7 separate regions of the Mus musculus genome follow, and all the other regions are linked to region 2. Evidence: chromatin loops called from intact Hi-C (ENCODE). Cell type or tissue: left cerebral cortex. All regions are shown on one strand. Region 1 has its middle 390 kb from the start of Slitrk6. Region 2 holds the start of Slitrk5 (SLIT and NTRK-like family, member 5). Region 3 has its middle 310 kb from the start of Gm52150. Region 4 has its middle 170 kb from the start of Gm41243. Region 5 has its middle 190 kb from the start of Slitrk5. Region 6 overlaps Gm30439 (a long non-coding RNA gene). Region 7 has its middle 70 kb from the start of Slitrk6.

What was found. Peaks named below come from ENCODE experiments on the same cell type or tissue, not always from the same donor. Only the 100,000 strongest peaks of a DNase experiment are listed, where the experiment ranks them.
Region 1: a loop joins it to region 2, with 18 times the contacts of the local background. A loop is called at or near these places in 11 of 42 quality-filtered maps.
Region 3: a loop joins it to region 2, with 4 times the contacts of the local background. A loop is called at or near these places in 2 of 42 quality-filtered maps.
Region 4: it touches region 2 in a loop (3-fold over the local background); 3 of 42 quality-filtered maps call a loop at or near these places.
Region 5: a loop joins it to region 2, with 18 times the contacts of the local background. A loop is called at or near these places in 2 of 42 quality-filtered maps.
Region 6: it touches region 2 in a loop (9-fold over the local background); 5 of 42 quality-filtered maps call a loop at or near these places.
Region 7: it touches region 2 in a loop (18-fold over the local background); 6 of 42 quality-filtered maps call a loop at or near these places.

The regions. Positions count from the first base shown.
Region 1 is chr14:111,147,929-111,151,928 of GRCm38, forward strand. No RefSeq gene overlaps it. Among named protein-coding and RNA genes, the nearest start is that of Slitrk6, 390 kb to the left of the region's middle. In left cerebral cortex, a CTCF peak has its summit at 1,881 (motif pointing right); a DNase peak (open chromatin) is centred at 1,902.
Region 2 is chr14:111,673,119-111,677,118 of GRCm38, forward strand. It overlaps Slitrk5 (SLIT and NTRK-like family, member 5), which reads left to right and starts at 1,997. Exons shown (of 2, transcript NM_198865.1): 1 at 1,997-2,605. Gm30439 (a long non-coding RNA gene) reads right to left here and starts at 2,394. Exons shown (of 4, transcript XR_001781455.2): 1 at 1,243-2,394. In left cerebral cortex, CTCF peaks have their summits at 49 (motif pointing left) and 1,741 (motif pointing left); DNase peaks (open chromatin) are centred at 26, 1,711, 2,344, 2,801 and 3 more places; H3K4me3 peaks cover 4,000 bases; H3K27ac peaks cover 3,737 bases.
Region 3 is chr14:112,023,927-112,027,926 of GRCm38, forward strand. No RefSeq gene overlaps it. Among named protein-coding and RNA genes, the nearest start is that of Gm52150, 310 kb to the left of the region's middle. In left cerebral cortex, no CTCF peak of the experiment used is centred here; a DNase peak (open chromatin) is centred at 2,055.
Region 4 is chr14:112,893,479-112,897,478 of GRCm38, forward strand. No RefSeq gene overlaps it. Among named protein-coding and RNA genes, the nearest start is that of Gm41243, 170 kb to the left of the region's middle. In left cerebral cortex, a CTCF peak has its summit at 2,307 (motif pointing left); a DNase peak (open chromatin) is centred at 2,295.
Region 5 is chr14:111,483,976-111,487,975 of GRCm38, forward strand. No RefSeq gene overlaps it. Among named protein-coding and RNA genes, the nearest start is that of Slitrk5, 190 kb to the right of the region's middle. In left cerebral cortex, no CTCF peak of the experiment used is centred here; DNase peaks (open chromatin) are centred at 994, 1,845 and 3,136; H3K27ac peaks cover 2,378 bases.
Region 6 is chr14:111,580,993-111,584,992 of GRCm38, forward strand. It overlaps Gm30439 (a long non-coding RNA gene), which reads right to left. Exons shown (of 4, transcript XR_001781455.2): 4 at 1-3,477. Among named protein-coding and RNA genes, the nearest start is that of Slitrk5, 92 kb to the right of the region's middle. In left cerebral cortex, a CTCF peak has its summit at 2,256 (motif pointing right); DNase peaks (open chromatin) are centred at 747, 2,294, 2,656 and 3,580.
Region 7 is chr14:110,822,957-110,826,956 of GRCm38, forward strand. No RefSeq gene overlaps it. Among named protein-coding and RNA genes, the nearest start is that of Slitrk6, 70 kb to the left of the region's middle. In left cerebral cortex, a CTCF peak has its summit at 1,877; a DNase peak (open chromatin) is centred at 1,908.

The DNA.
Region 1 (4,000 bases), 530 kb before region 2:
ATTTTTATTTGCTTAATGAGTATTGGCTTATATATATATATATGTGTGCGTATATATATATATATACATATATATATACATACACAGAGTTAGATATGTGTGTTTATACGCACACACACATATATATATATGTGTGTATATATATGTATGTGTATATATGTATGTATATATATATATGTATGTGTATATATGTATATATATGTGTGTATGTATATATATATATTTCAACTCATGAACCCATCATTGTATTGCTCTCTATAGTGTTTAAATCTTTGTACATTCACAATATTTTACCAGTCCCATATCATCTTGTCATTAGTTTATAAGTGTGTGTGTGTGTGTGTGTGTGTGTATGTGTGTGTGTATATATATATATGTGTGTGTGTGTGTGTAACACAGGTGGATCTCCGATGTTATCATCTTACTGTTACTCAATTTTAAGACAGGAGATCATGAACCTATTCTTTCCTTTCTGAGTTTGTTGAGAACTTCAATGATTTTTGGAGGATCTCCCTAAAAATTTCTCTTCACCAATCATGTTAGGGACATTAATTTTATCTCAAGAATCCAATCTTGATTTGGATTTCCAGTCTCCATTTTATCCTTACTTTTTTTCTCTCTTCTCAGGTTGCAATGATTCCCACAGTCCACACATACAATGTAATACTCCCATTGTCAGTCTCCCTGTTCAGGTAAGTTACCTGAAGGTAATGGATCTTTGTTTATACTGTGTAATTAGAAGTAGAGCCTGGATGTGAGCTCATTTAAAGGCTGCTCTTCCACCACCACTTCATGTAACACTTTGTATGCACTTTCCTGATTGTGATCTAATCAGAATAAGAACTTGTAATTTGTGCAGAAGACTGAATAATGACTAGTTTATATATGAAACAATGTTAATTTCTTAATGTTTTAGTATTTTTATGTCTTGAAAATTCTGTGTTTCGTTTCAAGACATTATCTTGATGTAAGGGGGCGGAAGGCCCTGTGACTAATAAGTGGTCTTTTCAAAGTGTCGTTTGCTTTTAATCAGTATTGTACCACTTATGCTTCTGAGTATATAATTGCCTGTGCAGTCCTCAAAGGAAAAAAGAATCAGTTTTTGTGAGACAAAGATTTTCTTCCCAAATGTGGAAAATTTTCTTTAAATTCCCTAAATTATAATCATATATGTTTTCTTGCAATCCATAATTAAGTCCCCCTATAATTTGTGTTGGTACAGATTTAGCTCTGCCTTCTGTATGATCATCGTACAGCCTGGATACAATAGCATTTCCTCATGTGACTCTGCAGTGGCTGGCTCTCTGGTCCAAATTAGCATTGAAGGCATGATAGAATGCCAGAAGTTGGCCTAAGAAGGAAGAAGAAATTCTTTCAGAGTTTGGATAGCCATATTTGGATTCATTATTAAAACTTCCATAAAAATACTTTGGTATGTGTATAATCTTATGTCATAGAAATCACTTATTTGAAAATTAAGTCTTTTTGAACTTGTATAAGGAAAACATTTTCAAAGTCACTTGAAGATATTTATTGTTATTCTTTTCTTGATTCAATATATTTATGTAATGTTGTAAAAACATGTAAAGTCTGAGAAAATGATTGCGAAAGCTGAAAATTCACTATTAAAGCATTTTAAATGTAATCTTTTTTAAACAATTTCATATATTTTGACACTATTTCAATCCCTTTATTTTGCCCAGATCCTTTCCACATTCTGATCCATCCAACATCATGTTCTTTCTCTCCATCATACCAAAAATGCAAAAGGAAAAAAGCAAAACAAACAAGCAAACAAAATGTATTTTAACTTCATTGTAATCCAAAGATCATATTAACTTTAATTTTTCATCAATTTTCTGCTTACTGTACCAGCAGGTGGCAGGATTGAGGCAGAAAAGTACTAGAATAATTGAAAGGGCTAAGCAGATTACAACATTATGTTTTCAGAGTCTGGGGAAAAGAGACATTTCTCTTCCTGTGCTTGTAGATGAAGATTCATTCTTTTCTTTAAAGTAGCAGAGGTTCTGCTCTGTTAAGACTCTAAACTGTCATCGAGAGGCAATAATTTCCCGTTTTAACCATAAAACCTGTCTAAAGCATCTGGTGTACATAAATTGGGATCGTCTTCATTCTGACAAATACTGTCTGCTTTCATAAACTTAAGTCAGGCTTCAGAAACTTTTTCTAATCCTGAGTTTGAACATTCTCTGTAAATTCTGGTTTTAGCAAAAAAAATCCTTCCTTCATTGTCTAGTCAGTTTGATTGGCTGCAGCTTGACTTCTGCTAGGATGAACTAGCCAGAATCTTCCTGAATGCTGGTGTTTCCTTATTTGTAATTTACCAATATTTTTTTCACTTACTAACACTCAACCTGCACTGTATCATAAATCCTATTAATTTATGTAATAAGTCAATCACTCTCTTCACCTGAAAATTTCCATTATGTTGCCCCTTATCTTCTACATCCCTGTGTATGCACTGTGAGTCTCTGTGCTTCGACTAGTACCATTGATTTCCTTTTTTCTTTTCTAAAATCTGTTCATCTAGGACAACTCAAAATAATGATTCTGTTCATGGCATTAGGAAAAATTCAAATATAATTAAGAAAGATAACTTCTAATATTCAAATATGTTACAGTTAATTGAGAATTTTTCTAAATTTTCTTAAAACATAAAAAACAAGAACATCACCATGGAAAGCATATTTTAACAATAACCTAGATGTGGGTTAATATTACTAAGCATTATTAATAGATCAACCATCTAGCAATAAAATGAAGTACAGCTTATTCAAGAGGCCTATATGGTAGGCTGTTTTCTTAGTTGATAGTTCCTGTTCCAATGTGACTTCACCCTGTATCAACTGACATAAAAAGTAGCCAGCACAATAGCTAATCAAAGTAAGTCACCTCCCTGCATTACCTGTACAGACAGATGTTGTGGCAAGGGCACTAAAGAAATCAGTACAAAATCATATTCTCTAGGGCCTATTGGCCTAGATTAAAGGACAGAAAAATCCACATGAAGAATAAAATGACCGTTTGGATGAAACTGTGGTATTTCTGGTTTGAACTAGAAACCGAGGGCCTTAAGCTCTATTTCTGATTTTTTTTTTCTCATTTCTATGTAGCCTGACAACAGATATTCAAATACTTTATTGATAGAGATTAGGTTTTAATGCTTAACCTGTTTGACTGTGTGAATATAATTTATTTGAGTATAAGTAGAGATTATGATGGAACCATTTATGTGTTATTAAAGGAAATAAATGGATTTAAAACAACCAATTGGATACTTTTTGCACAATGGTATCTGTAAGTAAGAATATGTAGTAGGAATATTTTCTGACAGTTCATGAACTGCATGATTAAAGACTAGAGTGAAAATATGAGAAAACAAGTAGATGGTATCAAGGGAAAGAAAATCCTCTATGACCCATGTGTATGCAGAATCTACTATGTATCACTTAAAGAAAAATCATATTTTTCATATTAAGAAATGCTCATGATAAAAAAAAAGTGATATGTCTTCTATTATCCTAGACACAAAAGAGTGAGTTGGTGCTGAAAAGGGAGCTGGTAAGATGAAAATGTTATCTATCGCCTGTGTTCATGTCCCTGTTATTAAAACACATATGTCCTTTGTCCACACACATATTTTGTATTCTAATTTACATAATAACAATTTAAGGCCAAATCATACACCATAACACATGTCAATATCAACCTCAGTTCTTTGAGTTTTCAATAGACAGTGGCATTATAATTGTCAAAATATGCTCTCTCTCACACAAGAAGTCCTGAGATCTTGCTTGTGATTAACAGCATCATCTCCTCAGCCTTTTCTTCTCCAGTGGAAATGAGAGCAGTGAAAACCAGGCATCTCAGCGTTAGTTTTATATGTGCTGTTTTTCTTGACTCTCCGACTTACTTCCTCATGTAGTAATTACTTATTTCTTAAAGGAGGATGTGATGGTTTGTATATCCTTGGACCAGG
Region 2 (4,000 bases):
TCTCAAAAGTCCTTTCCCAGCAGAGCAGTTTGTAGGGACATCTAGTGGTAATAGTGTCTGAGCTCCTGTGCCAATGCTAAAAGCTTTCATTTATTTATTTGAATTATACAGGAGAATCTGGAATGTGGGTATAAATGCTTCATGCAAAATTGTTAAACATAGTACAACTATATTCTGATACTTGGAGGTTTGACAAAATTTGTTTTAAATAGAGTACTGTTTAGAATGAAATACTGCAAAACAGAACTTAAAGTCCTGTTTATATTGAGTGGGCTTGTGAAGGTGTCACACACTAATACTCTAAAAGAGATATCCTAAGATTTCAGCCTAATAATTGAGACAGTTCACAACCTATCAGAAATTATACTGCTTTAATAATCATTACAAATTAGGTTGCTGATAAGACTCAGTATTTTCATCCTGAAGGTTTACGGCTATGATTGATATTAACATGTAAATTTAAATATTCACAATTTTAAAGAATAAAGTTGATTTTACACTTTAAAATAAAGTTCATACATTGTGATGTCAGATTATAGGATAAAGAACTCAATGAAGGGATAGCAAGTGTTACTTTTAAGTGATTTTGAGCCCAGTAGCTGTCATTCCTATGACAGAATATGCAAACTTAATTTTGTTCTAAGATTTTCATCAACTGACATCACAGATTACGTCACTCTTTTCTCCCTCGAAGAGCACCCAAACTTACAGGAAATAAACACTGCTTCAAAAAAGTGTTTACGGCTTAGCTAGAATACATATACTCATCATATTTATGTAGAAGAAATATTAAAATCATTAAAATTTCCAAAAGGTTGAAATAATTCACTACCTCTATATAAGCCCTTGAAATTGAACATACATGGATGCTGTGAAGAACTCTTTATAGACAAACACATAAAATACTACCCCTGGAATCTATTAATATCAATCGCGTATAATCAGACTATAACCACAATAAGTTCCCATTAGTGAAAACTGAGAGACTTCTATGTATGTTTAAAACATAATTTCAGAATAGAAAAATTAAAATTCACTTGCATGGCCAAACTGGCCATCTAAGACAGTTTGAAGCGAATGAGCAGCCTGCTCTGGGCCCCTAACTCAAAACAATTTTCCTTTGCTCCTTGTGAAGGCTGCAGGCCTTAAATTCTTAAAACGTAAAACACATCCTATGAATATACAGACCTCCTTTAGGGGAGGAAGTTGTCTGGTTTCCTGGTAGAAGCCAGTCATACTTACTATAGAGTTGATCAGCAGTTCATCAGGTGAGTCCTCAAGTAAAGTGTCATGAGACACTGCCTCTATTTCGGTTCTTTCCAGATTTCTAGTTCGCTTAGGGTATTCATTTTTCTCTCTGCTCAATCACTCCGACATACTTAGAAAAAGTGATTCTTTAAAAAAAAAAGATAAAAATAACACACTCTTTATAGCTAGGATGAGCCACTCCCTCCAGGGTCCCTTACTGGAGACAACTCACACTGCCACAAAGACTCTTCCAAAGGGCAGAAGCATTTGGGCAAACGGCTACCGGTAAGAGTCATCTGTCCCTGATCGCCACCAAGCCTAACACTGTCAGGGTTATTTCCAGCCCTTCCTTTCCGAGAAGACGAGTGCACACTCCTACGCTCCAGTTGCGCACATGGTCCAAGACTCCTCTGTCTCCACGAATGTGACATCTAAGGGGGTTCTGGCTATGCCTCCAGAGCCCAGGGACGCCTTCGCCCTCGGCTGCCACCTACCGGCCACTGGGCTCCTGCTTCGCCCCGGGCCATCATGTCTGCTGCAGCTTGGCTCGCACCAGCGGCGCGACAATAAACAAGTGCCGCGGACCGGGCCCTGCACCCGCTACCCAGCAGATGTGACTGCCTTCTCAGATCCCATGAGAGAAGACGTGACTTTTTCTTAGTTTCTTTCTCTTTTTCTTTCTTTCTTTCTTTTTTTTTTTTCTTTCTTTCTTTTTTTCTTTTCTTTTTTTTTTTTTTTTTTTTTTTTTATAGAGCGTCCAAGCTGCCAGGACATGCCACAGGCATAGAGCAACGCTGCTCCTACCCCCCTTGGACCCCTCAAAGGATGTCGGAGATAAAGAGTTGCAAATAATGAGGATCGTGCGCCGCATCTGGGGAGGGATAGCAAAAATCCGCTGCAAACCCCGGGAGCGGTGAAGCCGCCAAGAGGATGCGGGAGCCTTTCAAATACTAATTAGGGGCCGCGATTGCAGGTTTGCCTTGGGGACAGAGGCATCCAGGGTCCGGTGGTCCTGGCGTTTGGGGGAGAAGAGCGCAGCGGAGGAACCGCCGCCGAAGCAGCCCGGGGGCCAGTACCACCTTCTCTCGCCCCCTCACTACCATGTACAGTGTGCGCTGCAAGAAGAAGGCGGGCGATGAACGCACACCCTCGAGCCCCACTCCTTCTGGTTCGTCCTGGGGCGTGCGACACTGACTAGGGGGGAATGTGGTGAAGACGCCGACCCGGAGAGGCTAGGGGGGAGGGGAGGGCGGCCCGCGCGATCCCAGGCCGGAGGGTGCCAAGAGCCCGAGGCGGCTGGAGGGGGCGGCTGCCATCGCTGGGTCGGAGAAAGTTGCCCCCAGTGCAGATGGGAACAGTAAGTACCGGCCGGGTCAGGGGGGTACGGCGAGGGGGCCCTGAGATCTGGGGATCGCGCGTGGGAGCGATGGTGCGAGCGAGCGTGAGTGAGAGCGGGTGCGAGCGAGCGCTCGACCAGGCTGACCAGCACGTTGAGCAGGCGACGGGGCCGGGCAGCCCGCTCCGCGTCCCCCTCCTCGGTCTCCCCACTTCCCCTCCCCACTGCGCCCTCCCCGCCCTGCCGGCTCCGGCTCCCAGCCTCAGCCGCGAGCTGCCTTTCCAGCGAGTCGCCGGCCGTCCCCTCCCCCACACCCCACACCCCACTACCCGCCCTGGCTACCGCGGAGAGCGCCAGGGAGAGCCCTTCGGGGAGCCCCGGAACCCGCGGTCGCCACCGCGGCGGCGGCCCGGGGCTAGCGGCGCGGCGTCCGGGTGCCGCTTCCCTCTGGCTGCTCAGCCTGCACGGCTGGCAGCCTTCTGTGTCTGCCTAGGCTTCCAAAAATCGGTGCACACCCCAAAGAGGTGTTTTTCTGAAAGGGTCGCTATGATGACTGGGCCCCTGAGATGTGAGACCGGGTAAGTCCGCGGTTTACTTTGCAAAAGAGGTTTTCTGTGTGTGTCTGGGTGGTATGGCGAAGTGGCTTTCTTTCCATCTCTTCCCTCCCCTTCTTCCTCCCTTTACCCTTCCTTTGCTTTGGGGCGGGGTGGGGGAGGGGGAGCCTCGCGTCCTGGAACTCCGGTTGCCTCTGCCCGAGCGGTGGTTCCAGCAGCTGTGCCGGGAGCCACCGGTCGGGCCTGGGTTTGGGCTCCAGCCGGAGCGGTTCCATGCTGCTTAATGCAGGGATACGGCAGGCAGTGATCCAGGCTCTAAATTCTTTGGGAGCGAACAAACACTGCCCCCACCCCCCGTCCCCGCCCTCTACCTTTTTTTTTTTCTTTTTCTTTTTCTTTCTTTTTTCTTTTCTTTTTTTTTTCTTTTCTTTTTTAATAAAACGAGAACGTGTGATGCACCCCGCGATTTTACATCGGCGCTGCTTTTCCCAGTCAGTCTGTTAGCATTCCCAGCCCATTCAACTTTATTTTCTTAAATCTTCTGTCTCCTTTGATGGCTGGGGGCGACAGGGGAGGGGGCGAATGGAGAGGAGGTTTGGAAAAGGCTGTTCGACCCTGGCTAACCAGAACTGAATTAAAGTTGTAAACGTTCGAATTTAATACTGGCTGGGCACAATTTACAATGGTCTCAGAGATGGGGAAGGAGGTGAATGGGGGCGGGGAAGCACGGCGAGGGAGGGGGAGGGGATCCAATCCAGCTGAATGGACGTGCACATTTGATCCAGCGGAGAACCCAGATTTCAAGGTAAACGTTTTGCTTTCATACAAGGGTGTTTAAAGCCCAAGCCGTCTGCTGTGCTGA
Region 3 (4,000 bases), 350 kb after region 2:
AACTGTATAATGTAGTACTTATATAATGGTGGTAACCAACAGTTATCTACTTGGACTATAGCTCTCTCAACAGGAGGAAAATCCTACCTAGCATTGTTAATCTAATAAAGTACATATAGCAAACAAGAATAGATACCACTATGTCCACTTTTCCAGGCCAATTCATTTTCTAACTGTATTCTAAGTTCTAGTTTTATCCCCACAGATAAGTAGAGCTCTGACTCCCTACCAGGAGGGGCCTCCCCAATCTCAGAGAAGAAGAATAGGTGGAGGAGGGACTGTGTTAAAGGAGATCTGGAAGAGGGGGTTTCTGAAATTAAGATGTAACATAAATAAATTTACTAATGGAAACAAAAAGAAAGACAAGAGTCTCATAGCAACAGACAGAAACAATTACAGAAAACCCCAACTGGTCAAAATACAAAGAACTAATTGTAGGGTACCCAGCCTCATAGTATATATACATCTATAAAACAATTCCTGCACCTAAGGCACAGAAAATATTGTAGAAGTGGAGGTATAAAGATTGTAAGAGTCAAAGTACCAGAAAACCTGATATGATGTAGATATACCTAGAAATAATAGGAAATCTATACATAATATCTCAACAATATGTCTGCTCTAAACAAACTTGAAAATTACATTATAAATGTGAACATGAGAGAAAGAAATCTCGCACATCTCCAGTGAAAGGCAAAGGATTACACACAGCTAAGGTCAGGTAAGAAAGGAAGACTAGCACTACATTTTTGTACAAGCTATAAATTCTGATAGCTTTGAAAGGTCTCAAGGCAAAGTTGTCCCTGGTAAACAGAAGTCTGGGATAATTCAATTGTCAGGCCAACCCTGAGGAAAGCATGCTAGAGCGTTGCCAAAACACTGTCTTTGTCTTCAGAGCATTTGAAGTTCTTAAAGAATTCCATTTCATGAGCTCTAAATTGACAAGCAAAGATAAAGTTTGAAAAAAAAAAAAAAAGAAAAAATCACTTCTATTTCATTCTATACTGAAAGATTTGATTGTTTCTTACAAGGGAAAAAAAATGTTTCTCAGCAACAAGCTTGGTTTCTGAACTTTATGGGAGACTGAAATGAAATGAAAATTGAAATCAAAATTCCATTCCTCCCATGTAAAAGTTTAAGCATTATTCAGTAAATAAAAATCAGATAATCAAAAGGAGATCATTGGTTGCATTTCGGTAACTGTGAGTGTGTTCATCAACTACGCTTCATTATGAATCCATTTTCACAGGAGTAGTGTGAATTACTTTCTCCTGGGCATGACCTGGATGCTCCACATCTGAACTCACAGAAACCCTGGGTACATTATAGGAACTGCAGAAGATTAAGCTATTAAAAATTACAGCATAGAAGGTAACGCGAACAGTGTAGAAATTGAGTATTTTAGCACAAGACCTATAAACCGAAGGAAGTTGATTGTAGATATGAGGAAGAATACAGCTTGAGGCTTTGGGAAAAGACCAAAGAAAAGAGAGAAAATAGTAGATTGAACAGACTTAGCAAAGTAGACTTGATTATGAGAGGAGAGGGGGTAATGGGTATTGACAGAGGAAAAGAAATAAGTGGCCAGGAATGGGCAGCAAGAGAAACGGAGTCAAGAGAAAGCACAGCCATAATTACAGGGTTATAAGGAAATGAGAATCTGGGAGATGGAAGTCAAAGAGCTATGGAAGTTTAGGGTATGGGGCAGGGTGAGAAAAACTGGAAAGATCTACAGGTTCCTGTGATATTGAGGAGAATTCAAGGTCGGCATGTACTTTGGCATGTAACTAGGGACCAAATAGATGCTTGTCCCTTCTGATAGTGATAAGAAAATGTCTTGTTTGGTAGAGAGGAAGAGATATCAGAACTTGGAGAGTGGAATTTTTCCCTGGACCTGACAAAGATCATTTAGCTGAGAGTCATTTGTCATCTAATGGCTACTAGGAGGATATAGAGAATTCTTGATTGGGGGAATGGCTATTGGTTGTTGGGAAAGCCACAGTGGAAGACCCTGCATCCATGTTTATATAAATACCACTAATTGGACACTGTCAGATGAGGAAGAAGGAGGAGGAAAACGTAATGAGAGAATATAAGGCATTACAATGGAAAGGAGACACATTGGGGCGAGGCCAGGGAATTTGGTAGGAGGAAGTAGAAAATGAATATGAATGAGATGAAGATTTCAAAAATATGTTTTTCATGTTTAGTTAAAGCTCCTTCACACACTCAAGGAGTAGAACAGTCACTCTTTAGGGTATCATGATGCTATTACTGCTGATATAGACATTTTCTAATCAATGTGAAGTATAGTCACATGTTTCTATAGTGACTATAGTTTGGATAGATGAAGTGGTATAAGAAACAGAAAACAGATGCACAGATTTAGCTACTGACAATCCCGTTGTATCATGAATAGACCTAACAGCAGAAATTTATCCTTAAGAATGTAGTCCACAGGGATGGAAATGAAGAAAATCCTGAGGAAAAGAAGGTTCAGAGACAAACCCAAAGTGGGATTCAGCTCAAGGGGCGGCCCCAAGGCCTGACACTATTACTGAGGCTATGGAGTGCTCACAAGAAGGGATCTATCATGACTGCCCTCTGAAAGACCCAACAAGCAGCTGAAAGAGTCAGATGCAGATATTTGCACCCAACCAATGAACCCTGTTGTTGAATTAAGGAAGGCTGAAAGAGGCTGGAGACAAGGGCAATCCTTTAGGAGTACCAGCAGTCTCAATTAATCTAGACCTCCAAAATCTCTCAAACACTGGACCACCAAACAGACAGCATACACCAGCTGATATGAGGCCCCCAACACACATACAGTAGAGGACTTCTGGGTCTGTATTCATTCAGAGATGATGCACCTAACCCTCAAAAGAATCGAGGTCCCCTGGGAGTTCAGGTGGGGTCAGGTGGGGTGGGAGATGGTGACATCCAGGAGGAGACTGGGTGGGGTGGGGAGGAGGTGTAGGATGTGGAGCAGTGCAAGGATGGATGTGGGTGGGGGCAAGGAATGCAGTATGGAGTGTAAAAAATAAATTAAAAATAAAATACAATTTAAAAAAGAAGAAGAAGAATACAGTCCACTTAGGAATACGTGCTATTTTCATGAGATTTGACGGATAGTTGATAGTTCACTGTCTTCTCAGAATCCCAAGATGATAATAGTATTTTGAAATGTTAAGGTTACAACTTTAAAATGATTTTAAGTAAATGAGCATTAGTTTGTACCATCATGGAGTCTATACACAACAGGAAGGGACATGAAATATCAAGGACTGCCTGTATCAGCCTACGAAAGTAGTCCAAGGGCCAGAAAGCTTCCTGTACCTCCTTTCCAACTTTTCCCTCAGGATCTGCTTTCTGGCTTAAAACATTCACAGGTAAATTTTCTTAAATAGTAAAGAGCAAAGGAAGCAGACACGAGTTGTCTCACTTAAAGTCATCCACGAGAGACATCTTAAAGATATAACATGCAAAAATACTCAGAGATACACACAAATCAGACTAAGGCTAACACACAATATTGCTCTTGGTTTTCTGCCTGGAAATACAGTATAATCTCTGTAAAAATCATGTGCTTATGAAATTTGAAATGAAACTCTTTTAGCTAAACTTCTGAAATAATCAAAAGACTCTGTTTGTCCTGTTTTCTCTTTTTTCCTCTTCTCCCCTTTCCTACACTCAGGGACTGTTTTGATGATTGACTTGTATTTCATGACATTTGGTATCTAACTTCTGTCCAAAGATGGGTACGCCTTTATCTCCCCATTCTTTACACAGTTCTGTGATATGCCCTTATTCTGTCTCTTTGAGTTCAGACTATTTGTTTTTTCAAGAAGGAGAAACACTATCATAAGGTAGGATATGGTTCTTTCAATTTGTACTTTTACTATGATAAATCTACTTGTGTTTCTCTCCCAAATGAGTGACAGAGTATATTTTTTCTACTGATGATATGGTTAGCAAGGAAAAGTGGGTGATAAGTCATGTC
Region 4 (4,000 bases), 1.2 Mb after region 2:
AACAGACAAGTTTCAATCAAGTACCTTATCACGTTTCCATTCATCCTTTCTAGGAGTTTCTCCTTGATAAAACTCTGATTGATAAGGCAACTGCTTAATGCATTACAACACTTTAATTTACCATATTAACATTTTAAATAGTTTCACTGCTAGGAAAATGCTTCAGAATATTAGTGATGAAAGCCTTTTCCATAAACGAGCAGGAAAAACTTAATTTCACACTCACCTGCAGAGCCTGTCTCATCATCCACGCTAGGAACATGCGAAGGTATAAGTTTACTTGGAAGACTTTTGGTTCTGAAAGTTTTACTGAGAAGTAATGTTATTTTTATCCTCACTGGGAATAAATGAGAGAATTAGAACTGAGTAAGAGAGCAAAACGTTGTCTGCATTCAGAGTGAAACCTCTGCTTATCATCCAGGAAATCTTGGCTTGCAGTTACTGATAAGACAACAAAAGTGGTAAAGAATCTGAGCATTTACCCGACCTTCAAGCTACTAAACTCATCTCCAGTAGTGATGCTGCTGATGACAGAAGATCATTTATTTGTTTATTCATTTATAGCTGGCATTTATAGAGCAAGCTTAATTCACTTAAAGCATAAGCTAGCTCCATTTGTCATCAAATTCCACTGGAAAACACGTGAGCAAAGATATAACACCAAACTTTACATGCAATAGGCTAATGCAGGTGACGATGCCTCATTCAAAGACAGCCAAGCTGTCTACAGAGGCAACATACATGACTGCACTTGCTACTAATGGAGATTATATCCTTATCTTCCAATACTTTAAAATACCATCTTCTTCATGAAAAGATGATGTAGCTCTTCATTACAAAAGAGCTTAATGTGTATCTGTCCTTACTGGACATGATTCATTTGCTTGAGAGGTATAGAAACAAGAACGACATTGATGGGAACCACCACAACACAGAGTATTTAGATATTGGCAAGAATTCTTTTAAAAAATATACTTGGCTGTAAATTATCTGTAGCCAAAATTTACAGTAGCTAGGGTAACAAGGTTTTCTGTGCTCAGTAGATCGCCCATATGTTAATATATGCATTCAAATAATTATTACTAAGCTTTACAGTTTCTCTTTTAAACATGAGACAGAAAAACTGTTTATATTATCAACTGATATATAATGAGATGCTGAAGTCAATCTAAACCTGATCCTTCACTTGCTGCTGTGATTCAGTTTCTGCATTTGGCACCATCAGAACAGCATGCAATACGATAACGTCTCTGCATACAGAAATCTACAGAGACAGCTTCACTTCTTACTGATATCTAAGTTCACACACCAATTCACAAAGTGTGTGTTTGATTCCTTTACCTTATGACAGATAGCTGCTCTGCCTGGCTCTTATTGTCATGGTTCAGATTTCTTCTAAAAAGAACAGCTGGGACAAGGAAAAGGAATGTGTTTACTGAAGAGTGTGTACGATGAGCCTCTGTTTTATTTGAAGCCATTTCTCTGTAGAATGTATAAGGGTAAAGTAGATAAAACTCAGTCTGGAGACGCAATACTAAAACAGGCACCACTCAATTGAATTAGCCGACAGTAATCAATACATTTTTTCTTCCTTGTTTTATAAGGCATATAATTATATATTTTGTCTTATTATATTATAATCTTCCTCTGTAGTTATTATTAATTATTATTATTCCTTTTAAGATTGCCAAAATAAATAAGTGCACATATAAATTATTAAAAGCATAGTTATGTTTACTCATTGTATACTTCATGTGAAAGAAATTTTATTTTTTGAAGTAAGCTATTCTGTCCTATTATAAAAGAAAATATTTGGTGAGTTAAATACATTCAAATGCCTTTATTTCCTAAAATACCAAATATTGTGTTACTAACATTAAAAAAAAACGGAATTTGCTTCAAAAATAATTGAAATAGAATATAAAATTAAATTATTGAAATAACATACTAAATATCTTATGGATAATGAAACACTAAGGAAGAACAACTTTATAAAAATCAAAGACTTTTGATTAAAGACAGTCATAGGCTTAATATTATATATTTATTATTTGAAAACTATAAAAATATAATAGAAAATTCTATTCACATATCTGAATTAATGTCTATAAGAGTCAGGATAACCACATGTTAGTTATTATAAAGGTACAAATTTAATATCTGGCATCTTTGACATAAATATGTCCATGAGTTTTCTAAATATAGCCTACTCATTGAATCTACTCTACAGTACAGCTTTCTGGGTTCAGAACTGATCGGCTACTTGACTTAGAGGTAAAAAGCAACACTGCCCCCTAGAGGTTTGCTCAATATTCTCAGTAGACCAGCTACTTCTAGGACATTAGAACACTGCACAAATGGATTGCATCTAATTATTATTATTATTATTATTATTATTATTATTATTATTATTATATTTTTCTGTTTGAGACTATAATACAATTCCATCGTTTCCTTCCTCCAAACTCTCCCATATCACCCTGATTAACATCTTTCCTCTTAAGCACTGTTAGGGAACATAAAATGGCGATGTAGCTTGTTCCCCTCAAAATAATGAGTAGGAAGCACAAGGAAATCAAAGAAAGAAAGAAATGAAAATTTATCAGCAGTGTGCAAACATAAATTAACAAGTGTATGGTCCTTAAAAATAGCTCTGGAGATAGTGGGCCTGGTTTGACTGTTGAATAAATCTCATTATTGTTTTGATGTGCCGTACTTGGAAATCACCACGATCTACCAGACTCTTTAATGACTCTGTACTTGTAAATGAGAACACTCTTCTGTGAAAGAAAGGTAGGACTCATAACACTGTCAAGGCTACAACCAAAACTCAGGTTGCTAAACAAGTCATCCGTGTGAGAGAAGATACTGTGGATAAGTCTTTCTTAACTAATCAATTATCTTTTATTGGCTTTACATCCTTCTCACTGCCCCCTCTCAGTCACCTCCTCCTACAATCCTTTCCCCCATCTCCCCTCTCCCTGTCTCCTCTGAGGACCACATGGAGTCGCCCCCCCCCCCCCACACACATACCATAGTACATCGTCTCATCTGCTACTGAGGCCAGACGAGGCAGCCCTTCTAGAAGAAGATATCCCAGTGACAGCTGCCCCTACTCCAGTTGATTGGGACCCACATGAACACTGAACTGCACATCTACATGTGTGCAGGAGGCCTTGAATGCATTGGTACAGGATGCAGTTTTCTGAACAGCACAAATGGCTCAGACTCTCAGATCAACAACTCATTAACAGGATCTCATGAAACTGGAAAACTTCTGTAAGGCGAAGGACACTGTCAATGGGACAAGACAGCAGCTTACAGCTTGGGAAAGGCTCTTAACTAACCTTACATCTGGAAGGGCTAATATCCAAAGTTTATAAAGAACTCAATATGTTAGACATCAACAACATAAATAACCCAACTAAATATGGGGTACAGAGCTAAACAGAGAATTCTCAATTGAGGAATTTCGAATGGCTGAGAAGCACTTGAAGAGATGTTGGAAGTTCTTAATCATCAGGAAAATGCAAATCAAAACAACTGAGATATTCCATCTTACACAGGTCAGAGTGGTCATATCTTCTTGAAGGAAATAAGTAAATATAAAAGGCACAGATTTAAATTGGAGGTTTACTGAGCAAAACAAAGGAAGCAAGTACCCCAAAGAGAGATTAGAAAGGACCACTCACAAAAGAGGGAGAGGAAAATGAGCTCTGAATTGTCAAATTAAGGAAGGTTCGCAAACATTTGTGAGTTACAAGACATTCTTAATCCCAAATTGAGACAGAAATATTCTTTTTCTTTTGAAGGTTATTTCTGCTCATGATTCTCTAGGAAAGTTATGTGTTGTCAATTCAACAGTACATCCGATGTCTTCAAGGATGCCGACCCCTTGTTGGTGTACATATTTGAGAAAATATAGTGACACCATTTTTTTGTGAGAGGGGAAAAGACCTACCAGCAACCTGACGATGGTCTAACCACAAAAGGGTATTTT
Region 5 (4,000 bases), 190 kb before region 2:
CTTCTCATCCCTGGCTAAAATATTTGGATATAATAATTCTATTACTTCCATATATTAGAAAAGTGAATTTCAAATGTTAAAAACAGTTGACCTAAATTTAGTATATACATTAAAAGTCATCACCCAATTTTAAGCCTATCTCCTGTCTGGATAGAGTCAGATTTAGAAATTCAGGTAAGGAGAAAAAGCATATGTCCACTGCTTTATGACAGCCTGTGCTATCTCGGTTCCACTGTCGGTAGCATAAAATCTACCGACACTAGATAGATAGGTAGATCACACTAGGAAACAGCTTAAAGATCTCATATGTCTCTTGTTTTAGACTCTAACATTGGTGTACCATCAAGGACGAATTGATAAATTAGATGATGCTTCGGGGGAAATCACTTCCTCAATCAGAAAGCTTTCTTCAATTGTTGTTTCTTGCAAAAAAAAATGATGCCCTCTAATGTTACCAACAAGAGAGAGCTTTGTTGTCTTCTCCAGAGCCACAGAAAGATAATCCAATTCCCCTTTCAACCAACACTACTGGCAGATGCAGGTGAACCTGTCCAGCGATGTGAGATTCAGAAAAACCTGCAAGGTTGTAATGGTCTTGATGAAACTTTCCAGAGGGACAGGACATATGCACATACAAATCAACACTACATTTATTTCCAAAAGGAACATACAGCTGGTCAAGATTTGCAAGCTAAGGAGACATCTGAACCGAGAGGAAATATGAGTCCTATTTTCTGTATACTCACAACCCTCCTTTCTTATGCCTCTTGAAATTCCCCAAAGAAATGTTAAAATAATGATTCTTTTTCCCATCACATTAAAGAAAGTAAAAAGAGAGAAAATGCACAGGATTCTCACAAGTGTTTTTAAATCTATTACGTATTGCTCTCAAGTTCTTTGAAGATACAGTTTTATTCTATAGTATGGAAATGAGGTCCAGCAAGGGCAGAAGCTGTAGAGTTGGATGGCTCACATCAATACTGCACATTTGCATTTTCTCAGAGCCTTTTCCTCTTTTATGAACAAGCACCCACCTCCCTCATTTAACACTTAACGTTTCCACTAAGAGACTCAAGAAATCATCTGAAGTTGCCTACATTTTTACTCGGTATTCTGATAATTCTAAAATTTAAATTTACTCACTTTTCAGAAAGACAAATTAGTTCAGAGAACACACACACACACACACACACACACACATATATTAAACAACCAGATGTCAGTGTTTTTTTTCCCTGACAAAAATATCTGGCAACTCAGTATAGTATAATTTTGAAATATAACAATAATTTGTCGGCTATGTAAATAATCTTTGTTTTAAAAATTATGTCTTGTTTAATGGGCAAAAGGTCTCAAAGTGAATTCTTGGTTTATTGTACATGTTACAGAGTAAAATATAAACATACATATTTCTTTCCTTATACACTGAAACTGTTTTCAACAGTTCACTTTCAATTTTTCATGTAGTTTCCTCTAAGAACTAGAGAATTGAATCTAAGGAAAGGAATCTCTTCTTAGATCTTGACAAATAAATTACGTGATAACTGAGCTGCAGTTTCATTTTAGACTCAGAAAGAAGGAAGTATAATTGAATCCTGGCTTGATTGAGCATTTGGGAGTTCTCCTCCTAAGACAAGAAAACATGAAAAACAATCTTTCAGCGTGATGATCTGTACCTGCTGTTTATTTAGTATCACTTTAATATATTATTTGTAAAGGAGGAATAAGAACTTACATCTAAAAGACAACAATGTAATCATCCAGCTGAAAGTAAAAAAAAAAAAAAAGGAAAATTCCATCTATTATATATTCTTTGTTCACAAGAACTCAATGTTCTGATCTGAAACACTCACCACCCACTCATGCATGTCACCAGGAAGATAGTGTCTGCTGTACAGCTAGAGAAGTACTTGTTCTGCTAACCAATAATAAGATTTGTTAGTAGTTCTAGACAAAGCAAAGTATAATTTATATCCAATTTGACCAAGACATTTATTTTCTTTAAATATCTATCTTATTTAAACATATGAATATAAATAACTTTGAAATATATCCAATATGGCACTCCCTAGAATGCATGTAAATTTTGATATTTAATGGGTTTTTTTATTGAAACATTTTATTTTTTGTAAAAGATTTATATAGTTTTGCATGCGTAGAACTGGAAAAGTTTATGATTTGAGAAACATACAGACATATTGTCACAGGCCTAAATATTATATGTCCCCTGTTTATTTAGCAGTCAATGACACTTGGTAGGAGAAAGCATTTATTATCAGGAAAAGCTTCATTTCTAAAATACATACATTCACACACACACATGGATATGAGAAATTCACAAATGTTTTGCAATTGACAATCCAATTACAAAATAATTGATACTATCAAAACTTTCGATAATGTAAGCCATATGATAGTTGACATTTTGTTAACTCTTTCTGGGTACTGAATTAGCATTTTATGTCCTAGAACATCAGTTTACTGAATGGCACTTCATTGATCTACCTTAAAGGACAAACTGGCACATGGGTATCATCTAGGTGCTCACAGTACAGTGTAATATACAATCTAGCATTATCCAGTAACTTTTCATTTGGGAAATTGAAATTGTTAGCCCCTGAGAAAATAATTAAATCCCACAGATCTACAGAGTGATATTGAAATTCATTTCCCTAATAAAACACACACGTGGGAAGAAAAACAGAAGGACATTTTTGTTGTTATTTGCTACAAAGTCTAATTCCTGGAAGAGGACAGAGTATCATATAAGGTGTGACAGTATTAACAAACACGTTCTTGGAAATGTTAGCTCAATCACAGCTATAAAATAAAAGCACATTCTGCCAAATGAGCTGACGAGTGAGTAAAAATGTGAAAGCTGATGTTACAAACAACATAAATACTATCGAAAGTATCAAGAAATCATAAGTTCAAGATATTGTCAAATACAAGGAGTGACATTATTTAGTTTTATTCTAAAATAGTGGCTTCTTTTTTTCAGTAACCAGAGATGATCATATTAATTAAAAGCTTACAGCAATTACGTTTATCTCAGGTACATGGAGAGAAACAGATGTAAGGTGGGTTCCTTATGTCTTGTTTGGTCTACAAATGTTGAGTCAGTGCAGTTGCAGAGGAAGCTCCTGGGTGAGTCAGCTTTCAGCACTATTCAAAGCTTGAGGCTTGTTATGTAACAGCTACAACACTGTATCACATCACAAGAAAATAAACTTTGCCTTATAAGTAAATTAATAAAAACTGAAGTCAGGTCAACAAAACTCTTATTCCTCAATGTTTTGGTTATTTTAAGCATAGGCACAGGCACATTGATTTTTTTTTAATGTTAAGTAATGCCTTTTAAAAGGATATTTTATGTTTAAAATCAAGTACTCTCAGATGTTCCTGAACTTTGTTCAAGAAAATGGGATCATATTCAAGAGTTTAGACCAACTTCAGAAGGGAATCAGGCTTTCCTTAGATGACACATTCTTATCCATATATTTAGATTTTGAGTTCCTGAAATAATTAGGAATAATGATTGAGGAAGAATAATTAAGTCTAAAATCTACTTATGAAGCCTCTTTCAATCAAACACTGAAACTCCCAAACAAAATAAAGGTTAAAAAAATCAAATACAAATAGACATTAAGATTAGACATGAGATAGAGAGTTAGATATAGAGATGAAGAGAAATATACAGATAGAGATAGCTTGAGATGATAGAGACAGAGATATGTTTGATAGTACTTGAGATTTGTCCATTTAACACACACAAGCACACACACATGTGCACACAAACACGTGCACATGCACAGACACACTTTCTTTCAAAGTAGAGTATCAATAAGCTGATTCTCCATTTATAGAATTTATAAATTTGTTTCTGGGACAAAATCAAATCCTAGTTCCAACATTCTTTCTTTTTCAAGCTCAGGGACAACTTAATTAGCATTGAAACGAAACGTTCAGGGCAAGCAAGTGATAAATCAGAGCAGCTGCC
Region 6 (4,000 bases), 92 kb before region 2:
ATTCACAGATATCCAAATAGATTATTGTTTTTCTAACTCACATCTGAGGAAATATTATTGAATAGTCTAAGAGTAGTTTATACTCTATTTGGTGTAGGTACTAAAGCAAATGACAGGTATCTCTTGTATGTTTGTCTGTATACGTATTTATGTGTATATACAGATATGTGTAACAGGTGTGTGTGTGTGTGTGTGTGTGTGTGTGTGTGTGTGTGTGTGTGTGAAGGACAATAGTAGTTGCTAGCTATCTTACTCACTTGTAATCCCCCTACCATTCAAGACAGGTTTTCTGACTGAACCTAGGTCACTCTCTAAAATAGTCAAACTGACTGGGAAGGAAACTCCTAGAATACTCCTGTGCACCTACCTGCACAGGGCTAGAATTATGGGCACATGCTGCTCTACTTTGGTAATTCAAATCTGTTCAGCAAACAATTTATATCTTCTAAGCTATATATTTCCAGCCATTCCTATATGTAAGAAAAACCAGAGGCACAGAGATGCATTTTTCCCGAGGAGATAATGCAACTCCAAGACTCCCAAAGGTTTGTAATGAGAGTAAATTTGGATTCTAGTATGTTACAAGTTAGTAACGAATGCAGGAGTTAAAATGGAAGATGCATTTACATACTGAAGAAAGCAGCAGAATCTGAGTCAGGCAGTAGAAGCTACCCAGGCCATCCCAGCTTCCAGTCACAGGCTTCTTATATCATTTTGGTGAACAGCTGCATGATGGAGAGATGAGAAAGAGAAAATGGGGCCATGTGTACACTCTGCAGAGAGGCAACACATACTCTGTGCTGCAGCCTGAAGACATGTTGAAGGCCCTGGGTCATACTGCCACCAGGCCAGAGTGAAGCTATGGTGATGTTTGGTATTCAAACTGCCTCTGAATATTTTGTCAGGATCTGTGAGCCTACTGCCCCTAGGGCCAGGTATGCGGTCTGTGCTGTCATAAGAAACCAGGTACAAGCCCATGTTCTGTGCTCCTCTGACTGTAAAGAGCAAAGAGGTGCTTTGGAGATAATTTTAGGAGGAACAGCAGTGGATGAACACCAGGGGAGCACAGCCCCAAAGATATCTCCTGAAGAAGGACCCAACTGTGGACAGCCAGAGATACCAAGAATTGCTGACAAGGACAGTGCCAGCCAATCGGGAACTGCTGTTTAGAAGAGATGCTTTCTTGGGACCAATGGGGTGCAGGTGGAGGGTATTAAAGGAGCTCCAAGTGGCATTCAGAGAAGCTTTCTGTGATGTTCCTCCCCTGCTCCTGGAGTCTGTGTCCTTGATTCCAAGCCACCTGACCTCCAACTCAGAGGGCAGGTAGGGTCAGTCAGCAAGTAATCCAGGGCACAGGCAACACATGATGTTGGTGATTACTAACCATAGTTGAGAACGTGGAACATAGAAGGCATCTGTGACAATCGCTAACCCTATGCACACCCCCAAAATTCCATAAAAGAAGTAGCCTAAACAGGAAGCCATCAAAGAGAACTTAATGTGAATGCTGAAGTGTAGATCCCTGTAATGGATGACTTCTGGCAGAAGTGCAAGAGGGGAAGTATTCAGTTCTATTTGAGTGACAAGCGAGAGAGAGAGAGAGAGAGAGAGAGAGAGAGAGAGAGGCAGCCATGGTCCAGAGAGTAAATAGAAAACACAAATTGCAATTTTTTTAGTGTTGTTTTTCTTTTTTTGTTTTTCATTATTTGTCTATTTGTTTTCATTTATTTTCTTTTTCTTTTGGGAGAGGTCACACACGTAGGAGGCAGACTTGGAAGAATCAAGAAATGCGTGATGTGAAATCCCGAAAGAATCAATTAAAATATTATGTTGGGAAAAAGAAAGGAAAATCAGAGGCACAGGCATGAGGGAATAACATGTAAAGAAGAGTCACAAAATGGATTCGTGCTTTTTAGGCAGGAAAAAGACAGAGAGCTAAAGAAGCCAGGTTAGATAAAATAAGTGCTTCCTCGGTGCTATCAAGGATAGTAATGGCCTTAATGGCTCCTTGATTCCGGGTATTAGCATCCAGACCATGTGAAAAGAATATGTCCCTGTTTTTTCCCACTTGCAGTAGTGTGCTATGACAGCATATGAAAGTAATGACTCAGAGTTTTTTTCGGAAGGTAACCTCACCCAAGATGCAGAATATTGATGTTTTATGAAATTTACTATAGAACTTGTCTCAGGTGAATTATAGTAGAAAAAGAGATTCTAGTGAAAAATGAGAATTTATAGCCGACCAATAGATGTCACTAAAGTCCTGTCCTCTCCAGTAAGCAAATCTAGCCCAGAAGTAGAAATCCAACCCTTCGCAGACTGTGGTCTTTGTCTGCTCAAAGTCTCAACAACCAGGAGGCTCAGTGAGCATCTCTTCCCAGTCTCTTATTGTTACCGCGAATGACCGGACAGCCTTCTAATTCCTTCTTCACCCATCTGCAGCTTGGTTTGCAATGTATAATCTAAGCATTTCTCTCAAAACACAGATTGGATTATGCTTTCTGCTACTTTAAAACATAAAACAGTGTCTGTATTTCCTTCAAATAGATTTCACCACTAAAGTTATCTCCAATAATTATGTTTCCCTCCCCGAGTCTCCAATTTTAATTACATTAGTATTGCCACCACTCCTCTACTATGTGGAAGAGCCTCCGCTGAAATTCTTGGACCCAAGCCATCCCTTTGCTGATCTATGTCAATGCAAACCTTGGAGTGAGCATGGTCTTTGCTTTATATTAGCTTCTAGGTGGCAGATAGAAATCATGACAATCTCCTCTACATTTCAAATTTTATTTTTTATTTTTTTCTATTTTTTTATTACATATTTTCCTCAATTACATTTCCAATGCTGTCCCAAAAGTCCCCCACACCCTCACCACCCCCCACTCCCCTACCCACACATTCCCATTTTTTGGCCCTGGTGTTCCCCTGTACTGGGGCATATAAAGTTTGCCTGTCCAATGGGCCTCTCTTTCCAGTGATGGCCGACTAGGCCATCTTTTGAAACATATGCAGCTGGAGACACGAGCTCCGGGGTACTGGTTAGTTCATAATGTTGTTCCGCCTATAGGGTTGCAGGTCCCTTTAGCTCCTTGGATACTTTCTCTAGCTCCTCCCTTGGGGGTCCTGTGATCCATCCAATAGTTGACTGTTAGCATCCACTTCTGTCTTTGCTAGGCCCCGGCATAATCTCACAAGAGAGAGCTACATCTGGGTCCTTTCAGCAAAATCTTGCTAGTGTATGCAATGGTGTCAGCGTTTGGAGGCTAATTATGGGATGGATCCCTGGATATGGCAGTCTCTAGATGGTCCATCCTTTTGTCTCAGCTCCAAACTTTGTCTCTGTAACTCCTTCCATGGGTGATTGTTTCAAATTCTAAGAAGGGGCAAAGTGTCCACACTTTGGTCTTCGTTCAGTTTAGGCTTCCACGCCCCTTTATGCTCTTCTGCTGGTAGTCTCTTTTCCAGATGCATTCCCTTATAAAAGATGTACAAGGAACTCATTTTAGTGCCTATTATTTATGTTCTTATCCCTTTAATTAAATTCTCAGCTCCCTGAGAACAGACCTATTTTGGCTGATGTGCTGGCAGACTTTCTGTTTCAGCGATGGTTTGCACGAAGCCGTGTCTGTGTTTCTGGAATTGATAGTGAATATTTTTTGCCACCAATTGCTTCTCTCGTTTTCCAGTGGGGGAATTTATAAAGAGAGCCAATCATATGAAAAACATAAGTGTGTCAGTTTTCCTAAAATATCAATGATGGCATTTGTCACTTTTTTCTTCATTTTGCTTTGGACATTCATTTGATCAAGACTTATAAAGACACAGCTTCATGGTTAAAGGTCTGTTGACAGCATGTAAAAACAGCCCGCAGAACAAAGGGAGAGGAAGCGCAGGAGAAAGTTAAGCAATAAATAATAGAATATACAGAGTCACAAGAAAATATTATTGATAGCTAGGTATATATTTGCTATCTTCTAATCCAACTACTTTCAGGAAA
Region 7 (4,000 bases), 850 kb before region 2:
GTTCTATGTAACTGCTCTACATTTTAGGAAAGACTATACATCCTGAAGTATACATTCCATCATTCTTATAGTTTTCTAAGGGTACATATTAATACTAGAGGAATATTTACCACTCTAGCAGCCATATAGAACACTTTGAAATTAAGATTCTATTTTATTTCACATCTGTAACTAGACAAGGAATGATCATTAACCTACGTGGTTTCATGCTGGCAACTTAGTGCTCTAGTACAAGAGTTTTGTAGAGATCATAAAGAACGGACCGCCAGGGAGAAAAGGGTTTGTTCACTTCCGTGAAGGATATGGAGGTGATAAGATAGCAGCATTATATAGAAAACTAACCTGGCTTACTCAACTAACCTTCCTTTACTCATTTTGTCCTGTATCTTTTGTTTCAATCGTATTCTCTAATTTCATAAATGATAAAGCTCACGAAATTATTTACAATGCCAATTTTAATTTTGCTACAGTCATTTACCTACATCTCAAGATATGGAAGTATGATAAAGTTATGTTACACTTACCAAGTTGATATTTAACCCTATATATGCATTTTGTGTTTATTCTCTCCATTTACTTAGTTTAAAAAGTAACCTCTCAGATTTAATAGTTATATAAGTAGATATTTTAGAACTGAGCACTCCATAAGAATTTATATCTGTAATGCAACCCAGATATGTGATTTTTATTGTAGTACTATATTTTCCTTAATGTTACCATTCTCCCAAATGCTTAAACCATACTATTCAAGAACTGTGAGTGAAAACGTCCACATATGAAGATCAACTAAAGATAATTGAATTAGTTAAAAGTAGATGAACATTTCAGGTATGTGTCATGTATGTTACTATGTCTGACAACATCTGACAGTGTAAGTTACTTGTCAATTAACAAATTATCTTTTCAAATATAGTTGTTATACTGTGGCAGAAATTGAACATTCTATATTAATCAATTGTACATTTTGTGTAGAAAGTGCTTTAAATAATAGGTCTCTCTTCTAGAGTGATGAAAATTATAATTCTTCATCATTTTTACTTACTTAGCAATCAAAATAGTTTTATTAAATACTAATCCAGTAATTATTGTAAAAATATTATAATCTTATTTGAAGTAACCATTAGAACTTAAAGAACTTCTTAAAAGTATGATTTTAATGTAGTAGAGAATACCATTGCATACTAAATACAACTATTATTTTGTAAATATGAATTCTAAACATCAAATAATATTTTACATAGAATAATAAAATACTCTTCTGAAGGAAACGTGCTTCTGAAATTACTTCATGTGACTTTCATTCAATTTGGCCTCTCCGATTTAGGATTTGAAGATTTCTTAAGGCAATAACCATACAACTATGTGTATATTTTTAGGGTACATATTCATTTTATTATCTAAAGATTACACATAATTCATTCAATTGTGACTGTTTTTTCCTTTTAATACAAATGCATGAACATATATAATAGATAAAATTTATTAAAAATGTGATAGAATATTCTTGGCTATTTTCTCTTTGTATGCAAATATGATCTGTCTTAATTTTGAAGTAAAATGTTAGCTATTAATTTATTCAAGTTACATCTTTAAAGAGTCACATAATCCTTTACTTATTTTTCTTAAGAGTCACCCATTTAATTTCCATACAGATTCAAACAATTACATCTGGCAATAAAATCAATAACTAAACATTAAAGAGAATCATCTATAATTGACACTTCTTTGTAGAAATTACATGAAATGCACAGATCTATTAAAGCAGAGTTTTCTTTAGTTATGAGACTATGTTTATATTGATTTGGTGTTATAGAAAAATAAAATAAAAAAAAAAGATGGTTTTGAATGGAAATGACTTAAAACTGTCTTTAGAGGGCAGCACCTAACTAGGGAAAGAGGGACTTTAGCTATAAGCAGCTGTTTGAACAGATACTACAGTGATTATATCAGGAAATCAAATTTCATAGCCTATTAAACATCATGTCACATTTATAAATTCACAAAAGTCTAAATAACAACTTCTCAGAGAACCCAGAATTATAATCAGCTGAAATGCATATTTTATTTTACACCACCAGCTGTTAAAGTTATACATGCTTTGTCAATTAGTATTGAATTAAAATGAGGCACATTTTCATTATTTCAAGTGAAATGATGTAGAGTTAATTGTAATATTTTCACCTAAAATGTTTATAAAACGATCATTTCATATTAATTTTAATTGCATTGATTAGGTAAAACAGAATGTGATACACACACACACACACACACACATGCACATATATATATTTATTACTTTGAAACTAATGATAATAGGCTTTTAATGCATGAATCTGAAACGATATTATTCATACCATGTGCCTTCAAAGACGATAGTTTAAAAGTTAAGCCTTTGTGACCTGTTTTGAATAATTCGTTAAGTATAGTACAGGAGTTAATAAACATCTTTACTTGGTTACATGACTTTATATTGGATGACCTAGGTATTTGCCTCAGCATAGATTTTTACAATAAGTGTATTTCTTGCCAATAATACTTTTTTTGGCTTCAATAAAACTGGCATTCACCATTACGTCCTACTTGTTTCTGGTTTTTTTGTTTGGTTGTTTGGTTGGTTGATTGGTTTGTTTTTTAAAGAAATGGATATCATATAGAATAAACAAATACAAGTAAATTATAAAAATTGCTTTCGAATATTGCCATTATCACAGAAATAATCTGTTCCTTCTTCATTTCTGAAAGTAGGGGATAACACAGGGTATAAAACTTGGGCTTAATGATCATTTTTACCACATTAAAAATATAGCGTGACTATTTCAATACAGTGAAATCTGTAATAATGTATTTTCTTTATCTTTAATGTATTCTTTAAAAGTAATGAAGAAAAAGACCTTTTTACAAGCTTTACCTCATGAAGTGATTGGCTAAACTTCCTGAAGTATTTTATTTTTAAAAAAAAAGATTAAATTTTTAAATTATATATATAGATATATTTTTATGATTCTAATCACAAACATATTTATACAATTAATTTAGATGTTACAAACTAATGATAAATAGAAGACAAAAAGCAATTATTTAAATGGAGAATATATGTTGAATTATTTTGTTATTTTTGTCTAAATTATTAGATTATTAATTTTAAAACATACTCTTTCAAGCACATTACTCCTTATCATTTAGAATAATATTCAGATTTAAGAAATCAGACATTAGGAGACAAATTACAATTGTGTACTTTATTTTTAAATGCAGGAATTTATGCAAAACTAAAGTGAGATTAAAAGTTTTATTAAGATATTCATCACCTTGAAAGAGAAAATCTTGGCTAGGACAGCTTCTTAAACTTGTATTAATAGGTTATAAAGTATAGATGTGCTTTTAACTTGTCAAAATATCAAAGCTTTACTTGGAATATCTAATGTGAAGCTTAAATTTGAAATGCAAAATCTATAATCAAGTTATTAAAATACTCGGAGGAATTCTCCAGGCATAGCTTGGGTTTCTGTAGATTATTATCTCACTAAATCATGCTGTAGATTTTTTTTTTTTTTTTTGGTATACACTGTAATTTGAATTATAAGAAAAAAAAGCATGCTTTTTTTTTTTATCCTTATACTTATCTGCAAGAACCAATTTATTTCCTGTCATGTTATTATGGAGCTATATCAGTTACCTCGAATAGCTTCTTCTGTCATAAGCTTCTGAGTTGCAGTATTTATGTTTGTGCGATTCTTTCTACTAAAAGAATGAGTTGTTAAAGGATGTTGTAAAATAGTATTTATCTGCAAAGAGAGAACAGACTGTGCATGGTTTAAAAAAAGGGAGATGTTGCATATCCCGGAGAAGGTAGAATTTCCTCTTATTTGAAGATTCCTTCTCATTTATTCACCAGTTTTCCATAAATGCATGTTTTGTTTCAGATTAAGTGAATGATTCCCGGGAATCACGGATTTTCACATTTACTGGGGAGGGAAAACTCTAATGGAACAAGGCAAAT